2 separate regions of the Homo sapiens genome follow, and region 1 is linked to region 2. The links are chromatin loops, found by intact Hi-C in ENCODE. Cell type or tissue: dorsolateral prefrontal cortex. All regions are shown on one strand. Each heading gives the region's core, and the rest is flanking DNA. Links, peaks and the distances in the headings are about the cores only. Region 1 overlaps LINC00578 (long intergenic non-protein coding RNA 578). Region 2 overlaps LINC00578 (long intergenic non-protein coding RNA 578).

The links. Peaks named below come from ENCODE experiments on the same cell type or tissue, not always from the same donor. Only the 100,000 strongest peaks of a DNase experiment are listed, where the experiment ranks them.
Region 1: it touches region 2 in a loop (2.4-fold over the local background); 5 of 110 quality-filtered maps call a loop at or near these places.

The regions. Positions count from the first base shown.
Region 1 is chr3:177,487,324-177,495,662 of GRCh38, forward strand. All of the region lies in intron 1 of LINC00578 (long intergenic non-protein coding RNA 578), which reads left to right. Among named protein-coding and RNA genes, the nearest start is that of LINC00578, 50 kb to the left of the region's middle. RefSeq lists an enhancer at 365-866. In dorsolateral prefrontal cortex, for the core only: no CTCF peak of the experiment used is centred there; DNase peaks (open chromatin) are centred at 3,468 and 4,148; H3K4me3 peaks cover 1,311 bases; H3K27ac peaks cover 3,037 bases.
Region 2 is chr3:177,607,660-177,615,998 of GRCh38, forward strand. All of the region lies in intron 2 of LINC00578 (long intergenic non-protein coding RNA 578), which reads left to right. Among named protein-coding and RNA genes, the nearest start is that of LINC00578, 170 kb to the left of the region's middle. RefSeq lists an enhancer at 2,512-3,152. In dorsolateral prefrontal cortex, for the core only: no CTCF peak of the experiment used is centred there; DNase peaks (open chromatin) are centred at 3,853 and 7,540; H3K27ac peaks cover 247 bases.

The sequences.
Region 1 (8,339 bases), core at 79-8,078, 120 kb before region 2:
GATTTTCTATTCTTTTGATACTTTACTAAAAAAGTTATTATAAGTCTGGAGCTAAACAGTCATTATTACTAAAGCAGTGTTTCAGGGACTCTAGGACTTGAGAAAAACAATTCCCACAATAATGTATAATAGTTCTGCTGTTTCCATAAACATGCATTATAGACTCTGTCTGCCTTCCACGGTGCTTCCTACATCATTTCCTAGTGAAAGCAGGAAACTGATAATTCATGAATGTTTCCATTTTCTCTCCACTGAGAAGGAGGAAAGTGAGCAGCACTTTGCACTAGGAGATGTCTGGGTGTGAATTGCAGTTCTGAGGTCTTGGAAAAATCATTTCAATCTTTAAAGATTCAATTTTTCTTCTTTATCAAATGGCAATGAAAAGAATTCTTTCAGGCCTAACTACTTTTCAGAGTTGAAGTGTAAAAACTTTTGACGTAAAAAGTAGGCAAGTCTTTCTGAGCTGTACAATACTGTATAAATATTTGTGGCTATGGTTACTTTTATCTCAATTGGCACTGGAGCATTTGTATTGACCTTTATGGCATATTTTTTTCATGCCTGTAACTAATCATTCAGCCACTGCCTATGATAGCTGGAGACTTATCACTGAAACACTCAGGATCTTAACTTATTCTCTTGTTGTTCTCATATGCATTTGTTAAGTATCCATCTGCATAGTTTAGAGCTGACTGCTATGTAGTAGATTGGTTAGGTGAAGCCAACTTTCCTGTGACAGGAGAAAAGTTGATGAGTTCTCACTCCCGTATTCTGTATTGGCTTGATGATATACTTGCTTCCTGAGATAGCGAGAAATCTTAGTTCTGGGTCTACCTCCAGGTTTCACTGCATGACTAGGAAGATTCATTTGATCTGTGTATGGATTCTCCAGAAGAAAGATGAAGTTTGTGGTAGCAACTTCTGAGCCCCTGTTGAGTCTTTAATCTCTGTCAGGTGACTATGTCTGGATTTTGTGATTTGATTTTAAACTCCTTGAAGATAAGGGACGTACCTAATTCTTCATTCTTGCTAAAAACTGTGTTCCTGAGTCACACTCAGGATGTGGAGTACACTCGTGATGAGGCTGCTAATTTAACTCACGCTGCATGCAGATGTACAAAGAAAATGCAGCTTCTTTATTGTTCTATAGCTGATTTAACATTTCTCTTGATCTTTCAATCTTTTGGGTAAGAACAAGGATGTTAGTTTTCAATATCTGCAATGCTGCATGATACATTACCCCAGAGTTTAGCAGCTTAAAAGAATAAACATTTATTATCCCACAATTTCTGTAGGTCGGAAATCTGAGTGTGGCCTTACTAGGTTCTCTGGCTCAGGGTCTCTCCCAAGGGCACATTCAAGGGGCCATCTACAGGTCAGTCTGTGGTGACCAACTGTCTGGGGTTGCTCAAGACTGAGTGGTTTCTTGGGATGTGGGGCTTCTGGTGCTAAAACTGGAGACATCCTGGGCAAACTGTGCTGAACTGGTTATCTTATCTGGGTTTTATCTGAACCCTAGACAGAGGGACAGTCCTCTTCTAAGCTCATACCTTGTCATGTGGCAGGACTCTGTTCTACGTGGGTTGCTGGACTGTTCTTCTCTGGCTGTTGGCCAGAATCCTCCCTCAGTTGCTTGCCAATATGGTACTTGTTTCATCAGAGTGAGCAAGTAAGAGAGAAAGAGAGGTGAGCAAATTGGAAGCCAGAATCTTTCAAATTCCATTTGTTAGAAGCAAATCACTAAGTCCAAACCACACGCAAGGGGAGTAGATCACACAAGGGCAGGAGTAGCAGGAAGTGGAGATCATTGGGAGCCGTAGAAGCTGCTCACCACAGGGTGAAAAAACAACTTGCAAATGTGGGTGACAGTATCTTTTGGGTAATCAATATGATTTACTTATCTGTGGGATCTAAAATCATCAAAGTTGGAGCAGAGAGTGGAATGGGGGATAGAGACGTGCGGAAATGATAGTTAAAGGGCAAAGCTTCAGCTGCGCAAAATAAATAACTTCTGGAGATCTAGTATACAGCATAATGCCTATGGTTGACAGTATTGTATCATATACTTAATATTTGCTAAGAAGATAGATCTTACATTAAGTCTTATCATACACACACAAAATAATAAAAGTGGCAGGAAGAAACTTTGTGGGGGAGGTGATAGGTGTATTAGTCTGTTTTCTGTTGCATATAACAGAATACTTGGAACTGGGTAATTTATAAAGAAAAGGAATTTATTTCTTACAGTTATGGAGGCTGAAAAGTTCAAGGTAGAGAGGCTGCATCTAGTGAGGGCCTTCTTGCTGATGGGGACTCTGCGGTCCTAAGGTGGCGCAGGGCATCATATGGCCAGGGGCTGAGCATGCTCACGTATTAGCTTCAGTCACTCTTCCTCTTCTTATAAAGCCACTCCCATGATAACCCATTAATGAATTAATCCATTAATCTAAAAGTGGATTATTCCATGACCCAATCACCTCTTAAAGGCCCCACCTCTCAATACTGCCATATTGGGGATTGAGATTCAACATGAGTTTTGAAGGGGACATTCAAACCATTGCAACAGATATGTTTATGGCCTTGATGGTAGTGATGGTTTCACAGTATATATTTAACCTCAAACTCACTGAGCTTTTTGCAATTAATATGTACAGCTTTTTGTATGTCAATTATACCACAACAAAGTGATTTTGAAATAAAAGAATTCCAGATTTTCTTCTCATCTTCTTTTTCTGAGATGATTTTTCAGTAGATAGCAGGAGGAAGACTGGCTGACCTGGTGGCAGTGGGAAAGAGGGTTCCCAGGCCCATGTCTGTCCTTCCCTGGCTCCTCAGTCCTCTGCTCTGCTGTCTCTTTCATTCCCGCTCTACTTTCCCTGCTGCTGGGCAGCTGAAATTGGGAGCTGTCAGACTCCTGCTCTATAATCTCTTGGTTTGGTTGGACTTGGTTGTTCTCGCTGCTGATTTGATGCCACTTTCATTCTTGAGGACAGGCTGTTACTCCCACCTCATCCTCTGGTCTAGCAGGCTCCCTTCTGATTCCCAACAGCAAGCCCAGAGTAAGCGCTCTACCTGGTACCTTCAGATACAGCCTACTTCCTATCTCAGGGCAGGTGGAAATGGTCAGATAGGATACTTGGGGACCAAGAGAGCCTCTGGGGGCTAAATTCAGGCCCTCCTTCTGCATAAACGAAGTGTTTCTCTGATGCAGCTATTCTATGGTAGTTTGCTATGAGTCTCAAATGGGAAATGAGGCAAAACACTCTCTGTTTGGCTTTCCTCTAAACCAATGTAAGCCCCATTCTAGAATTGCAGCCCCTTGTGGGGACAGGGACAGGGAGGAGCCATGATGCTTGGTCCCATTTGCTGCCTCCTTTGCTTCCTGCAATGCAGCAGGGCTGAAAAGGCAGTTTTTATTTTTTTCTGTGTTCTCTCCAGAGTTCGTTCTCCCTACCCAAGGCATGTGATGCCCTCTGGTCTGCCAGGCTTGGCTCTTACTATGCTAAATAGAGGCTAAGGGAACTTAGAATGGCCTTTTCTGTCTACCCAAAGCTTGGCTTTCGTGACAATTGTTTTGATGTGGACTTACAAAAGTCAGATTTATGACTCAAAGATAATCAATGGCCTCTTATTCCCTGAGGCAATGCGCTTTTTGGCTAAGCTTGGATGCTGAGGTTGTGAAGGTGCATGATTTAAGGGGGAAATGAAAATATTCAAAATGCCAAAAATACTATCCCCATTACACGCATTGGTTTTTACCGCTACAGGTGACTTCCTAGGGTGACCACCAGCCCTGGCTTTGGGGTTCAAGGACCTACTCATTCTGCTAGAACCAAGATGTGCTGGAAATGGAGAAGTTAAAAAAATGCTTTTCTAGTGGCACTATCATGAATCCAGCATTTTCCTGCCAAAAGGATAGCATTTTCCACGGGTTAAGCGAGTAACTCCACATATTTGAGTGAGCTGAAAGAAATGTTTGTTGTGTGTGTCTGGAGGCGGGGGATGGGGGGTGGGTACGTGCTTAAAAAGGGGACAAGGACGGGAGTCACATGTAGTGTGCAGGGGAAAATTGAACGTATAAGAGGCATGTGATGGGAACAAAATGGTTAAACAGTTCCCTTCTCCCCGCCCCTCCTAAGCAGCTGCATCCAAGAGGGAAGTTTGCCATGGAAACACAGGAAGTATCAGAGAGCTGGGCAACAAGGGAAGCTTTTCTTGTAGTATCCACACTGGAAGTAGCTCTCTTCCCACCAAAAAGCCTGGAGCTATATGACACTTCTCTTGGGAACAGCACAGGAAATAGAGACTAACGTCTATTTATGACAGCAAGCAGCCAGAGATGACAGTTTGCAGAACATATTTGGAGAAAGCAACCTCCTGACAAATGGATTCCATGGGGAATTTGAATTAAAAGTGAACTTTGAATAATTTCAGATGGAGAAATGGCATTAAATAATTGGCATGAAAAGTCTTGACACAGGAGAGTGACCCCTTCAATCCAGATGGTGTGAGACACAGACACAGAGGGACTCAGCAGAGGGCAACGGAAGAGCCAGATATGAAAGACAGAGGAAGGACAGCTGCAGGGGACCAGGGCAGACACTCCCCTCAGCCACATCTGGCCAATTAAAAAAAATTCTCTTAGCTGTGTAGGATTGTATGCTATTATCAGTTCTATATTGAATACCTTTTGCAATTAACTATATATTCAATTCAGCTTAACTTCTTGACATATAAATTGTATGTAGTTCTCGTTCCACAATGGGGTTTGAGTCAGTCTCAAAACATTCTTTTTTTCCTCTTTTTAAATGAAGTCTGCAGTTAAAGAACCCTCCCTGATAATGTTACATATATTTGTCATCATTGGGAGGATCTAAGTAATAAAATTTGGGTGCCAAGACTGGGCAAACCAGGACTATAGCAACTCTAATAGAAAGTAGTTGAGTGAAGCTCATTCCTACGTGGAGGTACCTTTATTTATTTATTTATTTATTTATTTATTTATTTATTTATTTATTGAAGATGGAGCCTTGCTCTGTAAACAGGCTGGAGTGCAGTGGCGCGATCTTGGCTCACTGCAGCCTCTGCCTCCTGGGTTCAAGAGATTCTCCTGCCTCAGGCTCCTGAGTAGAGGGGATTACAGGCATTCGCCACCGTGCCTGGCTAATTTTTGTATTTTTAGTAGAGATGGGGTTTCACCATGTTGGCCAGGCTGGTCTTGAATTCCTGACCTCAAGTGATCCACCTGCCTCAGCCTCCCAAAGTGCTGGGATTACAGGTGTGAGCCACCACGCCTGGCCCCATGATTTATAAAAGCAAGAAAAAAAAAAGAGAGATGAGAGAGGCTGATTGGGACATAAAATCAGAGAGAAAGAAGGAAGTGCAGTTGAGAGTGAGCACATAAAGCACAGTGTGCGTATTAACGGGTGTAGGAGAATCTGTAAAGCGATGAACAGATCTCAGAAGAAGGGACTGGTGTAAGTTGTGTTGTGCTTTTGCTTTTAGCTGAAGAAAGGAAGGCAAGTTTGGAGGAGGAAGAGGGTTGGTTGTGTAGACTTTGAGAGCACAGAAAGGTGTGTTATCTCCTGGCTCTAAGGATCAATATGCAAGTCCTCTAGAGAGAGAAATTGCTAGCAAAAGCAGAAAAAACTATGTGTCTCTGTGACCCAAGTGGAAGGGTGGAGGGGGCATTACTCCCAATGATAAACCGAATACCGTGCCTCTGCAGCATCCTGAGAGATTGCTGCTATGTAGTCTCATTAGGAGACAGCCTTGTTTTAGGGGAGCATCTGTAATCAAGGTAGTGATGAGGTACTGCCCTCAGTGACTTCCTGAGACCATCCACCATGAAGGCGTCTGGATCAGAAGAGGAAGCCTACTGTTAGCATCAATGGTGATTCATTTGTAAGCACTCATGAAACACCATCTGAGAACTTCTAGTTATAATTAGATGAAAGTTCCTAGGGAGTGGCATAAGAATGTGGGGACAGGTGTCAGTGATATTTTACTTATTCTATTAATATGCACCTTCTGTACCAGGTTCGAGAAGCTTATTATTATCCCTGTTGGGAGGGAGGCTTACCAAGGGTAAGTAATGTGTTTGCTGCATCTAAACAAGAAGTGGTAGAGCCAGGATTTAAAGCCATGTTTATCTGCCTCCAATGCTTATTCCTGGTACCACTACGCTGTACAAACTTCCAGTAGAATCCCAAAAGCTGTTAAAATAAGAGGAAAATTTAAAGGGGTAAGTCTTCAAGTCATGTGTCGGATCTTAGACAGTGAAACTTGAGACATGATAGAAAACAGTGGCTCAGGCCGGGTGGCCATGGCTCACGCCTGTAATCCTAGCACTTTGGGAGGCCGAGGCGGGTGGATTTCTTGAGCTCTGGAGTCCAAGACCAGCCTGGGCAACATGGTGAAACCCTGTCGCCACAGAAAGTACAAAAATTAGCCGGGTGTGGCTGTGCGTGCCTATAGTCCCAGCTACTTGGGAGGCTGAAGCAGGATTGCTTGAACCTGGGAGGTCAAGTCTGCAGTGAGCCAAGATGGCACCACTGCACTCCAGCCTGGGTGACAAAGTGAGACCCTATCTCAAAAAAGAAAAAAAGGAAACAGTGGCTCAACATGGAAACTAAAAATCATCTCTGGCCATGGGAGGAGGAACCTCTTCGTATCAACAAAGTTCAAACATGGGTAAGTTTACTAATAGATGTTCTTATAATCAAGTGTTAATTTGGCCAAGTTGTTAAACTTGTTTGGGTTTAATTTTCTATCTGTGAAATGAAGAGAATGAAAGCATCTGTTTTGTAGGTTCATTGAGAGAAGTCACACAAATACAGAGTGTGGTAGATTGTATTTTCCAAAGATGGCCATACAAATATACATATCTGAGTGCCACATGCATTTCTTAAATTGTAACTGACACCTTCTTATTTAATGCTGAGATTTATATTTTCTGGGTTTGGATCAAGACAGAAACTTCCATTTTTGATCAACAGATGCAGCAGAAGTGATGCTATGTGACTTCCAAGGCTAAGGCCATAGAGAGGATACAGCCTCCATCTGATTCCTCTCTCAGGACACCTGTCCTTGGAACTCAGCTGTTATGCTCTGAGGAAGCAAAATTAACTTGCATGGAGAGGCCAATATAGAGAGGAACTAAGGTCTTCAGCTGAGTGCCACCATTGTACAGTAGACACGAGTGAAGACGCTTTCAGATGATTTCAGCTCCCAGTCTTTGAATCTTCCATCTGAGACCCCAGACCGTTGTGGATCAGAGACAAGCTGTCCCCACAGTGTCCTGTCCAATTTCCTCTACAGAATCTGTGAGCATGACACATTGCTGTTTCATGCCACTGAGTTGTGGGGTAAATTCATATGTGTCCTTAGTAACTGGAACAGATTTTGATGCCATGTAAAATGGTACAAAAGAAGAAGAAGATAGCTCGGGAATTTTTGCAACTTGCTTCTTATCTATTAATTTAATTTGGTCCATTGCTAGACCAAGTACGTAAGAGTTAATTCTGTATCTAACAATTTAGTAACCAGATTGTCAGTAAAATGCAAGCAAAATTTAGAAGGACAATGATATTTTGTCCTTCTGTCTTGTATTGACAGATTCAACATGGTACTGGTTCACTTTCAGCTTCTGACAAAGGATACTTTTGTTTTCCTGGTCTCTCTCTTTTTTTTTTTTTGGTTGAGATGGAGTCTTGCTCTCTTGCCCCGGCTGAAGAGCAACGGCGCAATCTTGGCTCACTGCAACCTCTGCCTCCTGGGTTCAAGTGATTCTCCTGTCTCAGCTTCCTGAGTAGCTGGGATTACAGGCGCGCACCACCACACCCGGATAATTTTTGTATTTTTAGTAGAGATGGGGTTTCACCATGTTGGTCAGGCTGGTCTCAAACTCCTGACCTCATGATCCACCTGCCTTAGCCTCCCAAAATGCTGGGATTACAGGCGTGAGCCACCGCGCCCAGCCTTTTCTGCTCTCTTACAATTGTTTTACCTGAGCGCTTACTAATTTACTCTTAGCTAAAGTTCTCCTGTTCAGGAATGAGGAAATTCTAGTAGCCAGCTCAGAGGTGGTCAACCAGAATTCTTGTATTATAGGAGCTCATAATAATAAAACTTTATATTTATAGATGGTTTTGCACAAGGTTTTTACATCCTTAATCTCAAGTGAAGTTTACTAATGCATTTGTGTGGGCTTGGCATATAGTGGCCAGAGACTATACTGATCTAGTATGTATTTGCTGCTTCTTGCAGCTGTTGAAATATGTGATACAGTATATGCATACTAAAGATAAAGATGTACAACTAGGGGGAAGAAACAAAGA
Region 2 (8,339 bases), core at 243-8,242:
GGAAAATACTATATTCTTTCTCACTTAATGTGTTCCTGGGCTCCAAAGGCAAACACAATGAAATAATAATCTAAGAAAAAACCCAGGAAGCAGATGTCCTTGAAAAATACCATACGTGCGTTTAAACAGCTGCTTTAGATGATCTGTGCCATGGTTGCTCTGTATTACGGCAAATAAGCACTAGGGTCAACTCTATAGTTGATGCATGGTAGCTGATAATTACCAACCAAGATGAGCTCAGAAGACTTACAGAAAAACTCAGGCCGAATTCTCTCTTTGAAACGTAAACTAAAAACATTCCATTTATAGCCAGCTGCAGAAGAAATGTGTACTCATTACTAATAAAGTAATTCTGAAATCCTCAAAAGGAACACATCCTGAAGAAGAAATGATTGGAGTGGTCCCCAAATCTGCCACACTCTGAGTTGCATTTAACTTGTTTGGCTTAATAATTTTATGCAAGTGACAGACAGACTTATCTTCCGAGCCCCTCCCCTCTGTATACTGGAATTTGACAAACAGCATCTAGGGGAGAGGGGACTCTGAGGTTGGAAGGTAGACACAAATATCCTTGGAATGGAGAAGAGAAATTGATCAGGCTGCTATTGCATGATAACATCCACCTCCTCTGTTCTATTTCTAAAATCACCAGGAAGTCTTCGGATCTGTAATTTGATTTTCTGTGTAGCTCTACCTACCAAAAGGGAATGTGCAGACAGTTGGCCTAACTCCTGGGCCAAGCCATGTCGCCAGTTCTAAATGAGTAAATTGGCATTCTGGCTTAGTAAATCAGACTTTGGGTTTGCTTTGCATGAATCTAGCTCCAGAGACATATCACCTCTGGGCAAACTTAAAAATTGGGTAGTGGGGTCCAGGAAAGGGCTTTGGTGATACATGGACATATGTATATTTACATAGGAAGAAACTCATGACCTTTGCTTTAATTCTCAAATGGGAACTAACACTAAAAATCGATGATTTACTGACATAATGTGTGTAGTGAAGCTGAGGCCACACCTGGGCCCAGGGTAACCCTTTCCAGGTACTGACATAGGAAGGTTTCTGCCCAAAGCCATTAGTGACTCTCTTCTCATCTTTTAACTGAGGTAGATTGTACTCTTCTGGGAGCTAAAAGGACTTGACTGAGTCTTTTGAAGAAAGTAAATTATTCCATTGCCTTGCAGAAATGTTTTATAGAGCTGTCCCTACAACTCAGTGATTTCCACCAGTGTGTTGTGAGCAGTTATATCAAAGCCCTTCTTGCATGTGTTAAATTCAAACTGTTTATTTATTTAAAAAATTATTTTTTAAAAGAAACTTTACAACTTGAGAGAAGACATAGAAAGGAAATAGACAGAATGGGAAAAGTGAAATCATCTAATCTAGGTGAGGAAAAGTATTCCATTTCATTTCCCATCTACTCTGTGTGGAATTGTTTTGTTCTATAGTTTTAAAAAATTAACAATAGCATAGACATTTTAATTTATGACTATATTTTCTTTATATCACAAGACAAAGAACCCTCTCTCTGTTTCTGGAAAACGATCATTCTGTACCAGATACACGCAGATTGTTGTGCATTATTACAGTGCAATGGGGAAATATTCAAATATCAGTTCCAAGTGCTAATAATAACAAAAGAACAGTGAGATTTGGATAAGAAGGGAAAAAATAAACTTAAAATTCCTGCTTTATATTTATGAGACACCATCTTGCTAAAAGGTATGTTGATGAAAAGAGTTGATGAAAAGAGTCAAACTCTGTAAAATCTTTGAAGAGGGTTATTCTAAGCCAAATGTGAGTGACCGTCACCTAAGGCACAGTCTTACGAGGTGCTGAGAACATATGTGCCCAAAATGGTTGGGCTTCAGCTTGATTTTACACATTTTAGGGGGATATAAGACATCAATGAATATAATGTGAGGGATGCATGGGTTCGGTCTGGAAAGGCGGGACAACTCAAAGTGGAAGTGAGGTGGGGGTGGCATAGAGGGTGGTGAGGGATGGCTTGGGGTGTGGTGGAGTGGAGTTTACAGGTCATAGGTGGATTCAAAGATTTTCTGATTGGCAATTGGTTGAAAGAGTTAGTTATTATTTAAAGACCTGGAATCAATAAAAAGAAGTGTCTGGGTTAAGATAAGGGGTTGTGGAGACCAAAGTTCTTATTAGTAGAAGATATCACAGAGGTTGCTGCCCTTAGAGACAATAGATGGCAAATGTTTCCTATTTAGACCTTTAAAAGGTATTTGACTCTCAGTTAATCTCTTCAGGGTTGAGGGGGCTGGAAGGGGAAAGATCTAGTTATGTTAAGTTAACAGAGATTCTTTACAGATGCAAAAGTTTCCCCACAAAAAATGGCTTTGCGGGACCATTTCAAAATATGGCAAAGAAACATAATTTGGTGTAAAATATTTTGATATCCTTCTTTATCTGTTATGTGATATTATACTAGAGTCAGGTTGGAATTTGCTGTATTATTGCTACAAAGAATCTGTTCTTGGCTGCGTTTCAGGCCAAGATTCAGTGCTCACACCTGTAATCCCAACACTTTGGGAGGCTGAGGTGGGTGGATTGCTTGAGTCCAGGAGTTTGAGAGCAGCTTGGGCACCATGGCAAAACCTTGTCCCTACAAAAAATACAAAAAAATTAGCTGGGCATGATGGTGTGCACCTGTAGTCCCGGATACTTGGGAGGCTGAGGTGGGAGGATCATCTGAGACTGGGAAGTTGAGGTTGCAGCGAGCCCTGATGATGCCATTGTACACCAGCCTGGGTGACAGAGTGAGATCCTGTCTCCAAAACAAACAAACAAACAACAAAGAAACAAATGCCTGTTCTATTTTAATGTTAATGCTGGTCAGCTGTGTCTAAACTCTGAAAGGGAGAGAGCATAATGATTCCTTCCTGTCACAACCTGAACTAGTTCTTCAGATTTCTTTGGAATTTCCTTGGTGGAGAGGGAATCCCTGCATTCACTTGGAGGGGCTTACAGTTTTATTTTTGGCTTACAGGTGGTCAAAAACATACTAAGTGCCTCACAAACTCCGGGCACACAAAGACAGCCAATAATTAATACTTCCAAAAAGATTTGAGGCTAACAAATTATACAATGGGTTGGTTAAGAAATCCAATAATTAACTCAGGCAATTCTAATGCAGGGAGCACATCTTGGCTAAGAGGAAGTGAGCCCAGCTAAGTGTTCTAGAACAGCAGAGGAGCGGAGACAGGCAGCCATATTTTAGGGTTAATGGCACAGCTTGGCCATATTTGTGCATGTGTGCAGTGATTTGTTTTTCAGACACAGACTCAATGACTTCCCAGGCTAAAAGACCAAGATATTTTGTGAAAAAAATATAAAACCAACCAGGCTTAAAAAAAAAAACCTCAGCTAGCAATCCACAATGTTTATCCTTTGCTGGAATCAATTCAAAGTCTGAGCAGTTATATGGATTTCTGAGTGGATACATTTACAAGATAAATGAACAAAAAAGTCCACCTAAACTAAGTAAATCTGAAGATTTAGTGATTTTTACAATGTCTGTTGTGGGAATTTATGATGTCAGTGTCTACGGACATTTAACCCTATCAAGTCGAATTTAAGTTTCTTGGAACCATAGGAAGTGCCACTGGGAATGGTGAAAGCTGTGGAATTAGGTTATTTGGATTTTTGTTTTTTAAACTCTCCCTGAGGGGCCGAGGGTCATTTCCTCCATATTGTTTCTTCAGGTTTAAATTGCTGCTTCCCCTCTGAGGCAGTGTGAAAAAGTGAGCTATGGAATAATGAGTCTTTTCAAGTCAAATGCAAACAATTCCACCTTAAAATAGCAGACCTCACCTTAAGCCAGCTTGGCAGCCTGCCAGAGAAGGGCATGAAAGCTGCACTTTAATCAAAAAGATGTGTATTCTTTATGCAGGCTGTGGAATGAACAGCTGGGAAGAGGGTTTTTATTGATTCTTTTTATTTCCCTCTCCTCTTCACCCCCCACCACGCTTTCTAACAAACACATTTAAAATTTACTGGCAGACTTTTTTCTTTTCTGAAACTATTGGAAGAAAAACTTTTTCCTTTCTAAGTGCCCCGTAATTTGGAAGCTTCCTAAAGGGGCTACAAGCTGCATCTCGATACTGCCTTTATCTTGACTGAAATCAAGCCCAGGCAACATTAGGTGCACAAGAATCCTCAGAGAAAAGGGAATAGTGAAATGCTCTGGCAGAAAGAAGCACTATTCCACTGAAGGCTGGATGGAGACACCCAGTTTTGGTCCAGGAATGACAAGTGCTCTGGCTTTAAGGGATGAAGGCAATAAGAATCACACACTGCTCTACCCCTTCGTGATGGAAGTACAGGCTGTAAAGCTATAAAGGATGATTTAATTGCACATAATTTTTGCTGCTGAACCGTGTAAGAAGGAATTTTAGGTATATACGAGACTAGGGCACATCAGTACACACCAGCGGTAATCAGTAAGGCCAGCAATCATCCTTGAAAACAGAGCAACACAGGGCAGTGCAGACATCACATCATGAGTATTAAAAATAATCTCTGTATGCTTTGGGGACCAAAAAATACACGAGGAGCAGTTGATCACTTTGACAGATGTAACAGTCCTCTCTCTCTCCTCTCTCTCTTTTTTTTTTTTTTTTTTGAGACAGAATCTCACTCTGTCACTCAAGCTGGAGTACAGTGGTGCAATGTTGGCTCACTGCAACCTCTGCCTCCTGAGTTCAAGCGATTCTCGTTGCCTCGGCCTCCTGAGTAGCTGGGATTACAGGTGCGTGCCACCACATTAGGCTAATTTTAGTATTTTTAGTAGAGACGGGATTTTGCCATGTTGGCCAGGCTGATCTCAAACTCCTGTCCTCAGGTGATCCATCCACCTTGGCCTCCCAAAGTGCTGGGATTACAGGCATGAGCCACCGTGCCTCCCTCTCTTTATTCTGTGCTAAAACAGAGATGCAAATTGGGGGTCTGGACAAAAAATCCAGCATGTTTGGCCTTCATAGTGTCTTCTAACAATCTTTAACATAGTGATAATGTGTAATTCATAGTATCTTCTAACAATTTTTAAAATTAGTGCTAATGCAAATTGGGGACTAGACCACAAACCCAACACGCAGACCTGTTTTGTTTGGCCAAAAAATTTTAAAGTTAGTGCTAATGTGTAATTTAGAAGTTACCATATAAACCCAGCTTTTCAGCTTCTCTTGAAAAATTGGAGATGTGGCACACTGGGTGTGCATCTCCAGATGAAAACAGCTGGAAAGATCTGAGTAGTAGATGCCCCATTAGATGAGGCAAGTGCTTGCTAGATTGATAACCTTGCCTTCCTATGCATGGAACCTGCCTGGCCTAGGTAAGCATTTGAGTTTACAGTCCCTATAGCAAATGTGCAATAGTTCAATTAGCAAGTAGCTACTGAACATCCTTTATCCATGTGCAGATTCTATTATAGCACTTCCCAGTTGAAAGCTTTTCATAGCTCTCTGCTTGCCAACATTATGAGATGCAAACTCTTCAGGTTGGAATAAAATCTCCCAACCTTTGCGTCATTCACTAATGCTGAGTTCTCTTCCCACACGTCCATGGATACTCACACTTCATATCTTCCAACTGCACAAGTTGTGTTTGTCTTCATTTGTTCCCGGAATCCCCCCTTCTGAATAGATGCTGCTGACTGTCCTCGTTCCACCCTTCTTTCACATAGTTAGCTGTGGAAGTCTTACTCATCTGCAAGGACTAGGTCAAGCCTGATTCATTGAAGACCACTCTTCTCAACTTCTTTGTGCAGAAGGGCCAATTTCCTTTTCTCTCTTCCTTCCTTTTCCCTTTTTTTTTTTTTTTTTTGAAAATTTCCAATCTGCTCACAGACATACAAAGCACAAAGCACAAGTTGTAATTTTTTATTATGAGATTCAGCAGGTAGAATTTCTACTTTGTCAATTGCTGTAAGAGTTTCTAAATAAATACTCTCAATTTCTGAACTTATTTCATATGGAGTAATAATGAGAGCTGGCTCTTGGATCATATTTTGAGTATCTTTTGTCAGATACTCTCAGGTGAATTAGTCTCCCTGTTACCTGCATTCACACAGAACTGTCTATACTTTTACCATGGCAAATTGTATTAGAGCTGTTTAGGTTGCTCTGCCTGTTCCATTTTAAACTTTAGGAGGACAAGAGCTTTTTTGAGTCTGTCTCCCTCATCTTGGCCCCTCTGGGCCTATTTGCCAATGAAAGGGGTTTAGTCAATGTTGGATTTTCAGCACTGTTCCCAGGAGGTGTCAGGAGCAGGAGGATTCAGAATCATTTTGCCATAGTGGTAGCCTTCAAGGAGTTTATAGTAATGTTAAATAGAAGATTAATGTTAAAAGAGAAACTTTAGCAGATTAAACCTTTAAAGAGTTTATTTGGGCAGACAGCAATTCATGAATTGGACAGCTCTAGACTGGAAGTGGTTCAGGGCTTCAGCAGAGGTGGTTGATGGAAAAGCTTTTACAGGGTGAATGAGAAAGCAGAGCAAAGAAATTATTTGATTGGTTGAAGTTTGGAAAATTGCCCTATTTGGACTATCTTGGTGGGAAGTTCAAGACAATAATCAATGCCCAGTTGGCTATGTGATTGGTTGAGCTTAAGTTTCATTTCTTTTAAATTAGCCTCTTGCATGAAATGAGGCTGAGCTAGGTTTTAGTTTCCTTAGGTAGGAACCCAGGGTTCCTGTCTAATGGCTTCTCATTTTATTATTTCAATGTTAACTTGCATAAATATATAGCAGATAGTACACAACAAATAATTGCTGAAGTTTGTGATACATCTTATGAAAATGTAGGTAGAAAATAAGGTGCCCAGTGAATGCTGGGCCAGACTTAGATTTCAGTCTATAACTTGAGAGAGACCTTCCCATTGAAGATGGCAGCCCTAAGTGGTTGTTTATATGGACAATGTACTCTGTGCTTTAGTTTGCTCCTCTTTCAATTGAGGGGTTCAATTAAGGGATCCCCTTAATTTCCATGGCCATATGATTCAGAAGTGTCAACAATGGAATAATCTACTATGTATATAGTTTGTAGAAAATAGTTAGAATGCACATATTTTTTCATCTTTTTTTTCCCAACCTGCCTAGGTGAAAATCTAACTTGGACATACTTCTTTATAGCAACATCTCTATAGATACAAATGACAATTTAGATCCAATTTATCACTTACTCATGTTAACTAATGTTCACTCCAGTCAGCTATATTGAAAATATTAAAATAATTAAACAAATTTCTGGGAGTTTGTGATAATGGGATTTGACTGGTTCTTCCTTTGGTATTTTCTGTGATGTTTCTCCTTCATTTTATTGCCAAAGTCAGAGGGATTGTTATAGTATAGGCCTGAAGCCTGCTTTCAGGATCTGTGCAGAACCAACCAACCAAGAGAGCCTTTTATTTTGTCCCCCAGTTGACCTCCTTCCAGATATGCTGAGTCCATTTCCCTGAAATGACTGAGCGGGGAGAGGTAACTGCAGCTGTGTTTGGATACCTTCTTTCTCTCCCTTGGCTCCAGCCCAGGGAAACGCACACACTCTTTCACAATCACACAAACCACTTCATTATCATATTTTTGAGGATGTTGGCCAGGGGAAAGGGCAGACCAGTCAGTAGGCTGGAAAGTTAGAAATGTGTGTGTTTATTTTTCCCTCCCCTCTCCACTGTGCTATTGGAACTGGTATAGAAAGGGAATAGTCATTCACAGTTGCCCCTTTTCAGGAGGGTGAAGTTCAGAGGAAGAAATGTTTGCATAGACATTTGATAATCATAATAAAAAGACCATTAGAAGCTCATTGATTAAACAGTTACTGCAGATTTCAACTACAACTTAGAACTGTTTTTTTTGTTTTTGTTTTTGTTTTTTTTTTTTTTTTAGACAAGGTCTCTCTCTGTTTCCTAAACTGAGTGCAGTGGCATGATCATGGCTCATTGCAGCCTCAACCTCCTGGCCTCTTGGGCTCAAGCAATCCTCCTACCTCAGCTTCCCGAGTAGCTGGAAGCACAAGCATGTGCTACCATGCCTGGCTAATTTTTTAATTTTTTGTAGAGATGGGAGTCTCCCTATGTTGCCCAGGCTGGTCTTGAACTACTGGGCTCAAATGATCCTTCTGCCTCGGTCTCCCAAAATGTTGGGATTTATAGGCATGAGCCACTGCACCTCACTAGATACTTAGGTACTTTGGAAAGAGGAGCCCAGATGGGCAAATGTATTAAGGGTTTGTCATTTATGATTGGCACTAGAGCTGTATCACATAGTGTGGAAGAAAATTAAATTAATTCTCTCCCTGTAAATGTGCTTTGTAAAATTTT